Regions from separate parts of the Homo sapiens genome. Here region 1 is linked to region 2. The links are chromatin loops, found by intact Hi-C in ENCODE. Cell type or tissue: endothelial cell of umbilical vein. All regions are shown on one strand.

Region 1 (8,000 bases), 52 kb after region 2:
ATTGAGATGTGGGCTTAACAGGTATATGTTGGGTCTTCCACTTGAAGATGTCATATTCATCAGAAGAGAACTCTTATTGTTATACTCTTTATCTACTAAATTTAACTTTGAAAATCTGTCTTAAATAACTATACACACCGTAAGTATATACAGTCTACACATAAGGCTATTTAATAATGTAGTTGTGAAAAGAGAATGTCCTCTAAAATACTCTCGTAATATATATGGTAGTTATAAGATTTGCTGTTGCCATCTTCAGAATAATTTGATTATGACATTTGATGTAGGATGGGGGGTGGGTGTACTGGGAGAACAGGAGCCTTATCAGCTTGCTCAGATACAGAAACCCAAGATGGCTTGATTCCATACATAGAATTACGGTGACTATATGACATAGACAACAGTTTGTGTTAATGTCCCAACATTCATCAAAGAAAAGGTAATAGAAAGAATATCTAAAACACAAAGAAGTGTCCTTTCGCTTAGGAATACTAAGGCCTGACAATGTCCAGTTCCCTAAAATGCTAATCTCCAGCTTGTGGCACAAAAACAGTAACAGTGAAGAGTTGAGATGGTTGTAGATTGTGGTTATTCCTGAACCTGCCTCCATTGTTCCCAGCTGATATCCAGCTGGGCAGATGGCCAAGGAGGGACACACAAACATAATTCAGGGCCATTGTGTCATATACCCAGAAATTTGGCCCTGACATCAGAATATGCTGCAGCACTAGAATAAGCAGGACTATTAAGGGTGAAAATCAGGAAATATCCCTTCACATGGAGCTGAATTTAATGCTAGACATTACGTGGATCATGATACTCTCTCCAGAATTTTACTCTCACAAATTCATACAAACACCTATTACAAAATACCAATTCTAGTGTCCTTTCTTTACAAAATATACTTCCCAAAATGTACCTCATCTCTTATGGAACATCTGTAAAACCATAATAATCTCTATTTAAATAATAATGATGCTGGAATAAAATGTTATCTATGATCAATATTACATTTGAGAAATATTAATTGAAGATGACCTGTAATAGAAAATTAACTTTTATTCCAAATCACTGCATATATTGCATTATTACCTAAAAGCACGTTATATTTTGAGAAAGTTGTTTACTTATATACTGTACAATTGCTCTATTTTACTTTCATTGACCAGTAATGTTAATCTTTCCTATTAAAAAAAAGACTTGGCCAGGTGCGGTGAACCACGCCTGTAATCCCAGCACTTTGGGATGCCAAGGCGAGCAGATCACCCAGGGTCAGGAGTTGGAGACCAGACAGGTCAACATGGTGAAATCCTGTCTCTACTAAAAAATACAAAAATTAGCTGGGCGTGGTGGTGGGCACCTGTAATCCCAGCTACTTGGGAGGCTGAGGCAGGAGAATTGCTTGAACCCGGGAGGTAGAGGTTGCAGTGAGTAGATAATTGTGCCACTGCACTCCAGCCTGGGTGACAGAAAGAGACTTCATCTAAAAAAAATAAACAAGACTCCACACCACAAAACTTTGTCTTTTGTGGGGGATGTGTTGGATTTAGAATTTGTGTTTTCAAGTAATTTCAAATTTAATGACCTGCTTTCTACAAAATATCCTAATCTCCTAATATAACCTATTTACAATTACTAAATTAGAAAATTGATCTATCATATGAATTTCCTTTTGCCATGCATACATATGAACTGACCTTAAGATCACAGTTACCTATCTGACTTTTAAATAAAATATTATTAAATATTTTAGGGTTTTTTTAAAAAAAAACTTTTTGAACTGGTATTTGCTCAAAACACAGTATATCAGTATCCAATTAAAGTTGCACAGCACATTTAGCATAAGAAAAAAATAGTGACTTTTTCTACTTTTGTAAACAGTGTATAAAAATTATATAAACCCATGGCATGATTTAAAAAAAGAAAACTATAAAACCACCTTGAACATTGGGAATTAATTCTTACATTCTAAACCTCTCCTCACCCTATCATTTTCTGTCTCTGTAACAGATGGATATACATTCCGATATGAAAAGTTTTGTTGATGTGTGTCTTCATAAACCACCTTACTTTTATAAAACACGCAATAACATTTCTCCATATAAGAATATAAGACATGAAGAACATACGATGGGCATAGATACTGCTTCTTTTTCCCCTTCCCTTTCTTTGAAGACTTTTCCTTAGAATAGGCTTCTTCCACCCACAAGGAAATTAAAATTAAAAAGGCAGTTGTCAATAAAAACTTCATCTTGAAAACTTGAATTTCAGAAGATCGATCTACAAGAGAGAACAAGAAAATGTTTACATTTATGAAGAAAATGATAACTATATGACTGTCCCTTTAAAGAGTATAAGCATTACTACCCAAAGGGCAAGTACATTTGTACATCAAATCCTCATTGCTCAGTCCTATGTGGTAATACTTCACAACATATTTAGTATTTTTTATATAGTAGTTGTAAAGTCTTTTTTATATAGCAGTAAAAGTCAGTTTAAATAATGGCACATAGAAAACAAGACCGCCAACGAGATATAATAGGTTACTGTATAAAATTTCTGATTCTATAGCTACACAAAATTATAAATTGATATTGAATTGCACAGTATATCAAAAATATGTTCAGAAAGATATCTGGAAGCATGGTTTAACACAGCGTTAAAATGATTATCTTCGGCTAGTACTTTGGAAGTATCTTTTTCTTTTTAAATTTTTATATTGTTTGAAGTTCTTATGTATATTTTTTCAAAAATAATGTATTTTAAAGAAAAAGAAATTCTAAGTATTAAAAAAGACAGATAAAAGAAAAAGTTAATATCAAAGAGTTCCACATTCAAAATTCATTGCTTTTTTTATTTAAACACATTACATTGGCAAGCTACCTTTTTGCCCCAAAAAGGTGCCTCTTAAGTTAGCTTTAAAGCTTTCTTACTTATTTGCTACTAACATTTGTCATCAAAAAGATTACTTCAGAAATTCTACAACAAGAAATAAAACAAGTGTTGTTACATTTTTTTCAAATTATCGTCCTAGCCATATTTTAATAACATTTTCATGCTCAAATCAGAACCATATTCTTGCCAGAGATTCTGATAAATAAAAAATAATTAAGCCTCTACCTACACTAGAGAAGTTCAAACTCTTCTGCAACCTTCATTTCCAAACCATAAATTGTTTCTCTTTCATTGTTTTCCGCAGAGTAAAAGACCTGTCATATTCTTCAACGCTAACTTAATTCCCATCTCACCCTCAGAAATTTGCTTCTCCTTATGTCATGTTTTTCATCTTCCCCCCCCCCCCCCAGGATTCTTCCCCCCATATTTATCTTTTACACACACTCCAGGCAAGCCAGAGGGGCTTCTCCCTGGGTACTTTAAATTGAAGACAACAGAGGGGGCTCATCAGACCAACAGCAACAACACAAGGTTCTCCTCTGGCAACTTCACAACATTGGACGCTCCCTTCCCCCATCCGACAGCGGCACCTGCTTCCAGACACCTTGCCCACAGCAGCAGGTACTTCTCCCACTTTCACATCCTTGCCCCCGCAAAAAGGAGGGCCGAGCCCCCCTAACGCTTCGAAAAACAGAGAAATTCACCACTCTGCTCTGTCCTCACCCCCAATCTTTCAAGGGGGACAGCTGCATTGACTGGAGGATCCTCATAAACAAAACAACGCAAGGAGCCCTCCTGGCCAACCTTGCGTTTCCTAATTACCCCGGCCCTCTGCATCTCTCCACCCGGAGCGTCTCCGCGGGCGCCACCGCAGCGGGGACCCGGCTGCCGCTGCCAGGCGCCCCGCGCCCCTCTCCCGCGCAGGGCAGCGCGCGTCCTCCCGGGCACGCCGCAGTGCTCCTCGCGCTCCGCCGCCCCGGGCTTGACCCGCTGTTTCCGCAAAGGCGTCTATTCCCGTCCTCAGACCACCGTCGCCGCCCCAACCCGCGTCCCCTCCTCCTAAGTGGAGCTCCTGGCACTTACCCGGAGGCGCCCCTGCCCACAATCGCCGGGCGAGATCGTGGAGGCTCCGGGCCCAGGTGGCAGTGGCTGCTAAGGGTGCAGCGGGCGCCGAGCGGGGGCAGCTGCGTCCCAGCCGCCCGCGCCACCGCCGAGCTCGGCTGACGCGCCTGCTCGGGCCGCGGAGCCTGCGCCGTGGCGCGCCGCGGTCGGGGCCGCAGCGGGGACAGCGCGGGCCGCGGGGGAACCTGGCGACCGCGGGCGGGGGAGGGAAGAGGTGTCCCGACAGAGCAACGTCACGGCATCGTCCCCTTCAGGCATTGGAGGGGTTACCGAGCAGAAATGTGTACCCCCCTCACTCCTTAGGGGACTAAAGGAGTTGGGGACGAAGGGCGGGAATGATAGTGTCGGTACAAAAAGAAAAAACCTTTCAAGGAGCTGGGATTGCTTGGGGTCAGCTTTTGACCACTAGCAACAAACAACAGAGCAACAAATGACCTTCTTGGGTCAAAGCGAACAAAACACATTTTCTGTCATTTCACCATTTGCCTGGAACCCAGACATCCAGCTTAATCTCCGGGTCTTCCAATTTCTAAAAGCCTGAACTTTCTGAGCAAGCTTAAATTGGTCAAAATTACTGACAATATAGTCATACAGGTAATACTATGTTTAACATCTGTTACATAATTAACATGTGTACAGAACTTGACAGTTGCAAAACACCTTTCACTCGCCTTATCTCATGTGGCCCTCACCACATTCCTGGGCAAGTTTTGTCATCCCCTTCTGTAGATGAAGAATCTGAAACTCAGTTATATTAAGAGATTTACTTAGAGTTACAGATCTTGAAAGAAATTTACCAGAGATTCAAAATTAGTGATTTTTGCATATCTGAACCAGACAGGGTCTCTGCCTTATAAGAGCAAAATACTGTTGTCCTCATCCTTGTGAAGAAGTAGCCCTTACTTGGATATGCAGCCCTTAGATAACAGATAAGGCTATCCTATTACCTCTTGAATGTATGCCTGATTGATTTTTTTTAATTGTTATTTTTTAAGCAACAGGAGCTCACTTTGTTGCCCAGGCTGGAGTGCAGAGGCACAGTCATCGCTCACCGCAGTCTTGAACTTCTGGGCAATCAAGAGATCCTCTTGTCTCGGTCTCCCTAGTAGAGTAGCTGGAACAACAGACAGGCCATTGCGCTCCACTAATTATTATTATTATTTTTTAAGAGACAGCATCTCTGGCTTTGTTGTCCAGGATGGTCTCCAACTCTGGCCTGAAGCCATCCGCCTGCCTTAGCCTCCCAAGCTGGGGGGCTTACAGGCTTGAGCCACCCCACCCCACTGCACCAGGTCCTGATGGATTTTTTTTATTAAAAAAGCATTGTCTCAAGTGAGCATCACTTAGCATTGTATTGTGGACCCACAGATGTATCCACTAATAAATTTTTCCACCCGCAGCATATGGAGGGAAGGAATATTTCCTGCATATAACCGTGTTCCATAAGCTTCATGAGATATTCTGCTGCCTAAGAGTAGTGATCATTAATAAGTGATCATTACCTTATTTACATTACAAAATGATCATTATTCAAAGAGCTGTACTGTTTGAAGACCCCCCCGCCAAAGTGGATCAGGATATAACTTTGGATTTTAATGCTTTATTAGAGAGAACTATATTGATAATATACGTTTCATAAGATATAACTTTTGGTGAATAGGTCATATGAAGAATGATAAAGGAATTAGTTTTCATGCAGCCAGGGGAGTTTAGAAGTTGGCGAAAACCTTACACTTAGTTTTCAATTAATCAAGAAATTATTAAGAGTTTAGAATAATAGGAATTCCGATTCCTGTAATAAAATGAACATCTTTTATTTACAAACTCTAATGTCCACATTTGGAAGAACTATGCTGAAAATACCTACAACAGACTTGCTCACCTTCCCTAGTATTGTTTCTGTGCCATCCATGGATGTTATATTGGAGAATTAGGTTATTCAGAAGAAAAGCAAGTCCAGCAGGTTGGATGGGTTTGTAGGGTTTTGGCCCAAAGGTTAAGAAATATAGTTGATGCCCTAAAAGCACTTCTTCTAGCCTGTAAAATGGTCAAGTTCAGAATTCTGAAAATTTTTTTCTATGAAAGTGATCTGCTTACCTATATTTCTATAACTTTTATATCATAGTGTGAAAAGGGATGCTTCTAAATAATGTCATGAAATAACCTATTTTCCCCAATTCTGTCAAGTGTTGATCTACTTTTCTCTATTTATTTCTATCAATATTCACTCCTTTAGTAATTTCATCTGGTCACAAGGTTTTAAACACCATGTTGATAGCTCCCATATGTACTTCTCCTGACTAGACATCTCTCCAGAACTCCAGACTCATCTATCTAACTGCCTTTTCAACATTTCAACTTGCGTATTTAATAAACATGTCAAACTCAGTGTGTCCCAAACTGAGCTATGGTTCTCCCTAAAATCTGCCCCACATTCAGCCTTCTCCTTCTCAGTTCACGGCAACCTCATCCTTAGGGTTGGTCAGGCTAAAAATCATGAAGTTGTTCTTGATTCCGCTCTTTTTCTCACACCTCACAACCAAATCTCTGAGGAAATCCTGTTTACTCTCAAATGACAACAGGAATTCAGCTACTTCTTATGATTTTTACTGCAGCCAACCTAGACTCAGTGACTTTCATCTCTACGTTAGATTACTATAATAGCACTTTAGCTACTCACCCTGCCTCTATCATTGTCCTCTCCTACCCTTGAGTAATCTCAAAACAGTAGCCAGAGTGATCCCTTTAAAACATGTCATAGGTCATATTGTGTCATTCCTCAACTCAACACCCAGCAGTTAGTCCCCATTTTATAAACCAGTGTTTACAATGGTCTACAAACCTTCAATTGTTATGCATCTCCTCCCCCTAACTCTGACTTCTTCTCTCCTAATGGCTCGCTCTCTTTCAGCCCTGCTGATCTTGCTGCTTCTCCAACATGCCAAAGCCAGGTATGGTCCCATCTTAGGTTATTGGCTCCTCTGTCTAAAATGCTTTCCCCCCAGACCACCACATGACTGACTCCCTCATATCTTCAACATCAACCCAGATGTCACCGTCTCACAGAGATTTATCCAATGTTATTTAAAAGTGCAAACCATCTCCCATCCAAAGATTTCCAATCCCCCTTTGCCTGCTTTTCTTTTTGTTTTCATAGTACTTATTACCTCCCAACTCATCATACAATATACTTACAGTTTGTGGCCTCTGTTTCCTTGCTAAAATGTAGGCTTCATGAAGGCAGAGATTTGTATCTATTTTTGTCCATTGATGTTGCCCACACACCTAGAATAGTGTTGAATGAATGTGTAAATCTTGGCCTCATTTATTAATTTCTTCAAATTTCATGTTTCTTTATTAGTAAAATGAAAATGACAATGCATAATTTGCAGGATTGTACCAAGAAATAAACAGGTTAATTGACGTTAAAAATCTGCTGCAGAGAAGAAAAGTCACAAAGAATTAACCTCCCCTATTTTTGCTTGTTTTTATTTGCTTAATGGAATGATAGAATTTTGTTGTGGCTGTTTTTTTTTTAATTATTTTTAATTTTTGTGGGTACATGCATTTTTTGCTTACTGGGACCCTGTTATCCATTTCTTTCTTGTACGTCTACACTGAGAACATTTTGTAGGCCTACATCTAAACACTAAAAACCTTCTAACCTTCTTTTCTTTCTTTTTTCTTTTTTTTTTTCTTTTTGAAACAGGGTCTGGCTCTGTCGCCCCGGTTGGAGTACAGTGGCATGATCTTGATTCACTGCAACCTCCTCCTCTCATGCTCAAGCAAACTTCCTACCTCAGACTCCTGGGTAGCTAAGGACTCTATTTTCTATGCATCCATCTTCACCTGGCCTATAATATATTTATTTTATTTGACTTGATAATAAAACCTAAATACAGCCCTAAATATCTTCTGTTATACTAAGAAATCAAACTTTGGATACAGAGAGAGTATTCTCACCAAATCATTTTTTGTGTGTG
Region 2 (8,000 bases):
ACTGTGGTACATTCAGACAATGGAATATTATTCAGTGTTAAAAAGAACTGAACAATCAAGCCATGAGAAGATATGGTGAAACATTAAATGCATATCATTAAGTGAAAGAAGCTAATCTGAAAAGGCTGCATAATGTACGATTCCAATTATCTGACATTCTGGAAAAGGCAAAACTATGGAGACAGTAAAAAGATCAGTGGTTCCAGAATTTAGAGAGGAGAAAGGGATAAAGAGGCAAAGCACAGATGATTTTTAGGGCAGTGAAACCCTTCTGTATGATACTATAATGGTGAATATATATCATTATACATTTGACAAAACCCATAGAATGTTCTAAACTAGGAATGAAACCTAATATAAAAGATAAACTTTGGAGGATAACGTCTAATTATGTTTGATAACAAATGTATCAATTTGGTGTGTTTATCCATTCATTTACTAAGTGACATTTTTGTCAATTATGAATAAAGCTACAATAATGTCTACATCGAGTCTACTCTTAAAAAGTGAATGCAAAAAATACCATAAACAAAATCAAAGTCAAGAAATACAAGGTTAAGAAAAAACATCCCAAGTTTTAAGATAAGGCAAAAATATTGTTTGTTCTTTCAATATCACACTAAAACAATGTCTAACAAGCCCACCTTAGTGCCTGTGATTCTCCAGGACAATGTAACTTTCAATTGCTACTTTCTATTGATTAGGGTTATGACTGTAAAATTAGATAACTTTTAAAAATTGATGTTACTAATGATTTCTGTCTTGTAGAAAAAAAATTCTTCAAGACTATGCCTATACGTCTCTGTATAACATTAACAAGTTTTGTATTAAATTTAACAATCTAATTTCAGCATTATTTCTTTCACTGCAGTCTCTTGAATTCTTCCTTGGATCAGCTTCACTATGCTGTTGGTTCCCTTATTAGTGCATCAAATAAATCATTGATATGTCTTCACTATAAGTCTGTCTTAAACTTTTAAAAATTATATATTTTCCTCAAAGGGCTAAACACAGAATTTCTATATGATTCAGCAATTCCAATCCTAGGTATATACCCCCAAAAATTGAAAGCAGACACTCCAACAGATACACTTGTACACCCATGTTCATAGCAACATTATTTACAGCAGCCAAAAGCTGAAAATAACCCATGTCCATTAACAGATAAACAAATAACCAAAATTTGGTAGGTACATTCACACACAATGGAATATTATTTGGCCATAAAAAAGGAATGAAATTCTGACACATGTTACAGCATGCATGAACCTTCAAAACATTACCAAAAAAATATCAAGACTAAGAATAGGTTTGTTCAAAATTATTACTTAGAGCAGGAATACAGAACAAAAACAAAAACAAGAAACACAAAAATACCTGGGAGGGTAAGCACTTAAAGGGCTGGCTAGAAGACTGAAAAAGAAAAAAATCCTAAGAATGTGATTTCACTAAACCAAAAGAACAAAAGCTTTGTGATGGTCAACAGCAGTAAGTGCCACAGAAGGTCAAGTACAAAAACAAACAAACAAACAAAAACACTGACTACTTTCAGCAAATGAGGAAGCCACTGAAGATTACAGCAAAAACATTTTCGATACAGTGGTGTATCAAAAACAAAATTGCAGGGGATTAAGGAGTGAATGGAAGACAAAGTTCCCTTCCATATAAGATAGGGATAATAATCATACACTCACAACATAGAGTTTTAGGAAGAATTCAGTGAGATGTTATATGCAAAGTACATGAACTGCACCTGGAGATATTAGGTGCTAAAAAACTTTTTCATTTTATTAGGAAATATCCTTCATGTTGTTGTTATTCCTTTTTAATGCTTGTAGAGTGCTTAATATGCTTTTTTGCTTCAAAAAATTCTGCATATAGTGTAACATGTTTGGGTTTCTCTATACTGAGATGATCTACCTACAATTATTTTGAACAGTCATTCACCTCTAGATCTCAAATCTCAACACAGTGCTAACACACATTTTTTAGCATCTCCTAAACTCTTCTTGCTTTAAGCTGCACCATTGTCACCTCAATACACCACAAAAAAAAAGCTCAAATGGGTCTCTACCCCAATTATTTTGTTTAAATAGAATTCCATCAGAGTCATATTCCAATGAGCATCACCAAAACTGGAAATTGCCTACTTCACTGGTTCATTCAGTGTATCATCCTGATTATTATGTCTTATTTCATTATGAAAGTGCTTCAAAGATTCTTTTCTATTAGTTATGAGGCCATATAATACTATGATTCCACGCAAGTTCCAGCAAGCTTATGTATCTTTTAAGAATATTTCAAATTTTTACAATTTAAGTTAATAGTTTGTGTTGAACATTCATGAAAAGATAAAAGCTCATTAGTTACATGTTTTGGTTAGTGTTTTATGAGTATTTTCAAATAATTACTAGTTATTGGCATTTCAAATGCTTTATATTAAGATAACCATCTTTGAAACCTATTTATTTTCATTTTCAATTATTCAATCACAGTAATTATAGCTCTATCATTTATCTTGCAAGAAACAAATTCCCATCAGAAACAGACCTCTTTTATGAGTGGGAAATTACTTAATTGCTTTTAAAGCACTGGTGACAAATACTATTCATTGTTCATTCCAAATAACACACTATTAATCATTATCTGAAAAAATGGATGGTCTCCAAAAACTTTTAGAACCAATTAACACCCAAATTAAACCATTTCTTCAAGGCAATAAAACATTTCACAACAAGACACTATAATCGGTTAAGTTTCATAAATGATATTTTAATATTAAGAACTGTTTATATTTTGTAATGTTGTTAGAATAGCTCACATATATAATCTTTAATTCATTTGTTTTCTTTGCATTATGGCAAAAATTAGCATTCAAATAAATAAAAGAGATCAGCTCTTATAGCATCTGGCAGCATTATAATTAAAGTTCTGTCAATAGGGCTATTAAAAGCCTGGTTTGAAAAGGATTTAAAATTTAGCCTCAAGTCAGGTTAAAATTCCATATAAGAATTGCAAGTTACCCAAATGCCTGTAAAAACTCTTAGGTTATATAGTAGTGATTTTTCTCAATATATCATTTTTCAAGGTTTATAATTAAAGATTCTTCAATAAAACCTTATGGATAATTAATTTTTCTAGATCTATGTTCATAGTCCATTTCTATTAGGAGAGCCTGCTAGGTGGTGCTATGGTGCCACACTAGGCTGGAAACCCCATAAAGAATAGAGACCTGCTGAGGCTGAGTATAAAAAGCATCCAATACACTTCTATTAAATACAGGAATGAGGAAATGCCTTCTGTATCATGTTGACAGTTCAGTTCAGGAAGTTGTGTAGTATTATTCACACCATTAATTTTTTTCATATCCACTAATAACAATAATCAAATTACTAGAAAGAGAAAACAAAACTTGGACATTTTTCATCCTTCCACAATGCCTAATACAGTACTCTTACTTGTGAAATTTAATCACCAATGCTTCCAAATAATGTAACTTGAAGAAAAAAGGTAATGAGGAAAGTATCCATAACAAATTGTTGAGTTTCATGTACGTACACTAAAAAAAGGTAACTTTGACACAAAGGAATAAAGTATATTTTAACTACTAAAAACATATATATAGATATTTAAAAATTACATCCTTAATAGAATTAACCTTAATGAGTGAGAGGTTTAAGTAATTACTCAATAAAATACAACTGATTAGTCTGGCATTTTCATATATGGAAAAAGTTATGTTATAATCAGATAATCCTTCAGCTGGACTTGGGAGGAAGTTATATGCAATCAGATAAACCTCCAGCAGAATTCAGAAGGAAAAAAATTACTAACAAATGCTCATCAGCATATGTACTAGTTTCCAATTGCCACTGTAACAAAATTACCAAAAATAGTGGCTTCAAGCACCACACATTTAGTATCTTACAGTTCTGTAGCTTAGAAGACCAAAATCATGTTCACTGAGCTGAAGTCAATTGTTCTGTCTGAGGGGCTGGTTCCTTTGAAGCCTCTGAGGAATGAACCTCTTTCCTTTGGCTTCTTCAGCTCCTAGAGGTCACCTGCATTCCTTAAGTCATGGTCCCTTCCTTGCATGACAACTGCTTCATGCTTCCTGCATCACAGCTACTACCACTGACCCTGATCTTGCTGTCTCTGTCTTACAAGAACGCTATCAATTACACTGGTTCACTTGAAGAAACTGGGATACTCTCCCCCGATCTCCAAATATTTAATTTAATCACATCTGAAATGTCCTTTTTAACATATAAAACAGCATATCCACAGGTTTGAAAAGGATATAAAATTTAGCCTCTAGTGAGATTAGAAATTTCATATAAGAATTGTGATTACTGGTGATTATGACATGAACATCTTTAGGGGGCCATTATTCAGCCAACAACAGAGTGCAAACCCTGAAGATGAATAACATGAGAAAAATAAATATGAAATCAGTTTAATGTTTATGATTTTACATCTAAGATGTAAAATCTACTAAGATATGTGAAATAAAAAATGGGACAAATATGTCTAATATTATTCTACAGTAAATTCTATTATTCTATAGTACATGCTTTAAAATTAACAACAAAAACAAAATATAAATAGTAAACTGAGGCAAGTTTTAAGGAAAGCATTTTAAATCTAAATATAAAAATATATAAAATAAAATTGTTTTAAAACAACAAAGATGAGCAATTACCAAGAACTAGAATCAAGCATTTTTAGTGGATCCCAAATATGAATTTTTTTCTTGACAGTCACAGCTGTGTTTCCCAAAAGGAGTTGCAATCTATTATTAAAATAAACAAAAAGTCATGGAACAAAAAGGCATAGAAAGTCTGACAGGATCATGAATTATAGTGCAATAATAATTCAATATAATTACAAAGGATGCCTAAACTAAAGAAAGAAAATAGATTGTATAAACAGGCTTTTATTTCCATGAAAGAGCTCTTATGTATTTCTGATAAGTCAAAGTGCCAGTGTATAGATTATGACAATACACGATAATACCCAGTTTTCCCTACATAAGTTCGATAGGTCACATTTTCAATTATGAAAATCCTGCTGATTAAAGCCAAAGTTAGGAACTGAATGGAAACTCAACAAATATTGTAAGCATAACTGTAGAACAGATGTCACCTAGCCCCTAACAAATCATTCTTCTCACTGTTTTGAATACTCTTATTTCAGTTGTCACAAGCAGTAGCACATAAACTGGTAGAACTAGAACTGACTGTTCCAGCAACTTCAAATTGGGATGATAACATTTATTTGACAATTTTGGTGATGCTACTGTTAATGTTGGTAAATACCACTTATAGTATTGATAATGATACCTTACAAAAATGTAAGGTAGCAAAATACAAATGAGCACACAGACATGAGAAATAGGAACTATAAAGCTTCACAATGAGGCCATAAAACAGGCTGAAGCAGCGTATAACCACAGAGATATGGAAGACCTTAAGGAATATTAATAAGGCTGTAATTTTTCCTCCACTATACAATTATGGTTTATGAATAATGTGAGGTGACTTCTAGTTTAGCCAGCAACATTTAGCATCTAAATTTAGAGAAAAAAAGCAAAAACAAATTTTTTCCAAATAGAATTGGTTAAAATTTCCTGACAATAACATTAATGCCAATAACTTTGCTTGCTTCCTTGTTTGATAATCAACATTATCCACTGATGAAATGGGCTGCCCCTCTTCCTTTAAAAGTTGCCCTCCATCTTTCTGACACCTGACTCGTGGCTATTCATGTTATATCTACTCCCAGGCTCTGTGTTCTGCATTGTGCTTTCTTTAATAAGCACTATCTGCTGAAGTAGAATGGTTTGAATTTCAGAGGAAAGCACAGAGCAATACTGAAGCTTTTTAAATGTTAAGACTTCCTTTGGCATGATCTCAGCTCACTGCAACCTCCACCTCCTGGATTCAAGTGATTCTCCAGCCTCAGCCTCCCAAGTAGCTGGGATTACTGGTGTGCACCACCATGCCCAGCTAATTTATTTATTTATTTATTTTGTATTTTTAGTACAGACGGGGTTCACAGTGTCGGCCAGGCTGGTCTTATACTCCTGACCTCAAGTGATCCACCTGCCTCAGCTTCCCAAGTTGCTAGGATTACAGACATGAGCCACTGTGCCTGGCCAGGAATTCCTTTATTTTTGTACATCCTTGTAGGGGAGATTTCTAGGAGGCTAGTAATAGACAAAGCCACACATATACAGTAGGACTGCTAATACAATTAGAAATAATTCAGTTTTTAGGATAATATACTACTGTGAAATTTTAAATTAATTTGCTAATGTATGACAACCAAAAAGTCATCATCACTGGCATAGTGGTTGCTATGCCAGTCAAAATACCGTTGTTTTAATTTTGTAACTTATTCCCTCCCTTTAGTAACACAGCAAGGACACAACAGACTCAAACACAAGCCTGTTGGATGACACAACTCACACACAGCCCACCATTATATTGCCATGAATGTGCATCTTATATATAGACAAATCTAATACTCTCTGCTTTCTCAAACTCTTGTTTTGGGGAACTTTTTTTGTTTATTTTTATTATTTTTGTTTGTTTTGAAGAAGTATCCTCTCATAACATAACTCCTGTCCAGACATGTATACCCTTTTGGGTTACACTTCTGTGTTATCACTATTATTTTCTGACCATTGTTTATAACAAATTATGAAGAAATGAAGTGTTGTCTAGATGAATTTTTTCTTTTGAAAGATATTTTAATGTCATTTATGTATCTATAATGACTTATGCTTTCCTAACTATTAAACAACAAGGTATTACAGCATTTGCCTTGAGAAGACTGAGCAAATATATGAAATATGACTGTAAAATGATATATGTGTACAATTCTACTTTATAAAGGTATATAAAATAAATATTGCTGGAAGCAAAAAAGAATAATTATGATAAAATGGAATATTTACATCTATTTAATGAGTGTAGTTCTGATCTTAAACATTTAGGCATGTCGGTCAATATAAAGTGAAGGGCAGATTGGTTTTCATCCAGGCTATATGATCAAAGAAATAATGAATATAAATAATTTGACTCCTTTAGATAAAGGTTTTCAAAGTTTTCAAAATTACACTCTGTAGTAACGACATTATTCAGTCTGTTATTAAGCCATCTAAATGCTCAACATTAATCTACTGTTTAAATTTGTTCCACCAACCATTTTACTTAACTAAGCAAATAGCAATTTTATTTGTTCATTTATTCACTCACTATTGGCTAATATAAAAATATTTATTTATGTGTTCACCATTGAGTGCCTAATGTCTTCTGTATTTTATGGAAAAATGAGTAAGTAGAATACATTATTGCTAATTTTATGAGTTTATAGTCCATTAGAGAATAAAAGGAATACACACAAAAATAATTTAATTACAGTATAGAAGCTATTAAAGTAACAGACAAATAATAGAGATGAAAAACCTAGATTGAAAAGAGTGCACAAAGTGAGTGAGAATAGCCATGAAAATTTCTGTTTAGAAGAGAAGAAGATCAAGAATAAAAAGCAAGGGTAAAGACTCCATGGTGAGAATTTATTGAATCTGGTACCGAGGATAAGTTATTCTTGGCTAACTACTGGGATGGGTCTGTGCAGATGAGTGAGAGGATATTAGAAATGATGAAATATTTTATCATAATCATCAAAACTCTGTAAGAATTTATTTAAATATTACATGCTCCCTGGTATTTTCAACTCAATACAGTCTAGTAACTACTGATGAGACCTACCAGAATTCCTTCCTGATAGTTGGAAGGAATTCAGTATTTATTACAAAATAGATACATTAATGATACCTACTGAGCTATGACATATGCAAAGAAGAAAAAAAGATCCTTGCATTAGCTGACCTAAAACTCTCTTGGATCTGATCACAGGGGCATGCAAGATAAAGAGTGGGGATGTTTCCTATAAGACGCAATATCTTCATAGCTGTGTTTCTGTATTAGTGT

Evidence for each region. Hi-C counts contacts between places; a loop is a spot of excess contacts. Peaks named below come from ENCODE experiments on the same cell type or tissue, not always from the same donor. Only the 100,000 strongest peaks of a DNase experiment are listed, where the experiment ranks them.
Region 1: it touches region 2 in a loop (5-fold over the local background); 3 of 110 quality-filtered maps call a loop at or near these places.

What each region holds. Positions count from the first base shown.
Region 1 is chr4:157,072,276-157,080,275 of GRCh38, reverse strand. GLRB (glycine receptor beta) reads right to left here and starts at 4,126. Exons shown (of 10, transcript NM_000824.5): 1 at 3,979-4,126; 2 at 2,130-2,280. The coding sequence starts at 2,251. RefSeq lists a silencer at 6,725-7,019. In endothelial cell of umbilical vein, no CTCF peak of the experiment used is centred here; a DNase peak (open chromatin) is centred at 3,955; H3K4me3 peaks cover 1,137 bases.
Region 2 is chr4:157,123,811-157,131,810 of GRCh38, reverse strand. The region is part of intron 4 of GLRB (glycine receptor beta); the gene reads right to left. Among named protein-coding and RNA genes, the nearest start is that of GLRB, 52 kb to the right of the region's middle. In endothelial cell of umbilical vein, a CTCF peak has its summit at 3,189; a DNase peak (open chromatin) is centred at 3,240.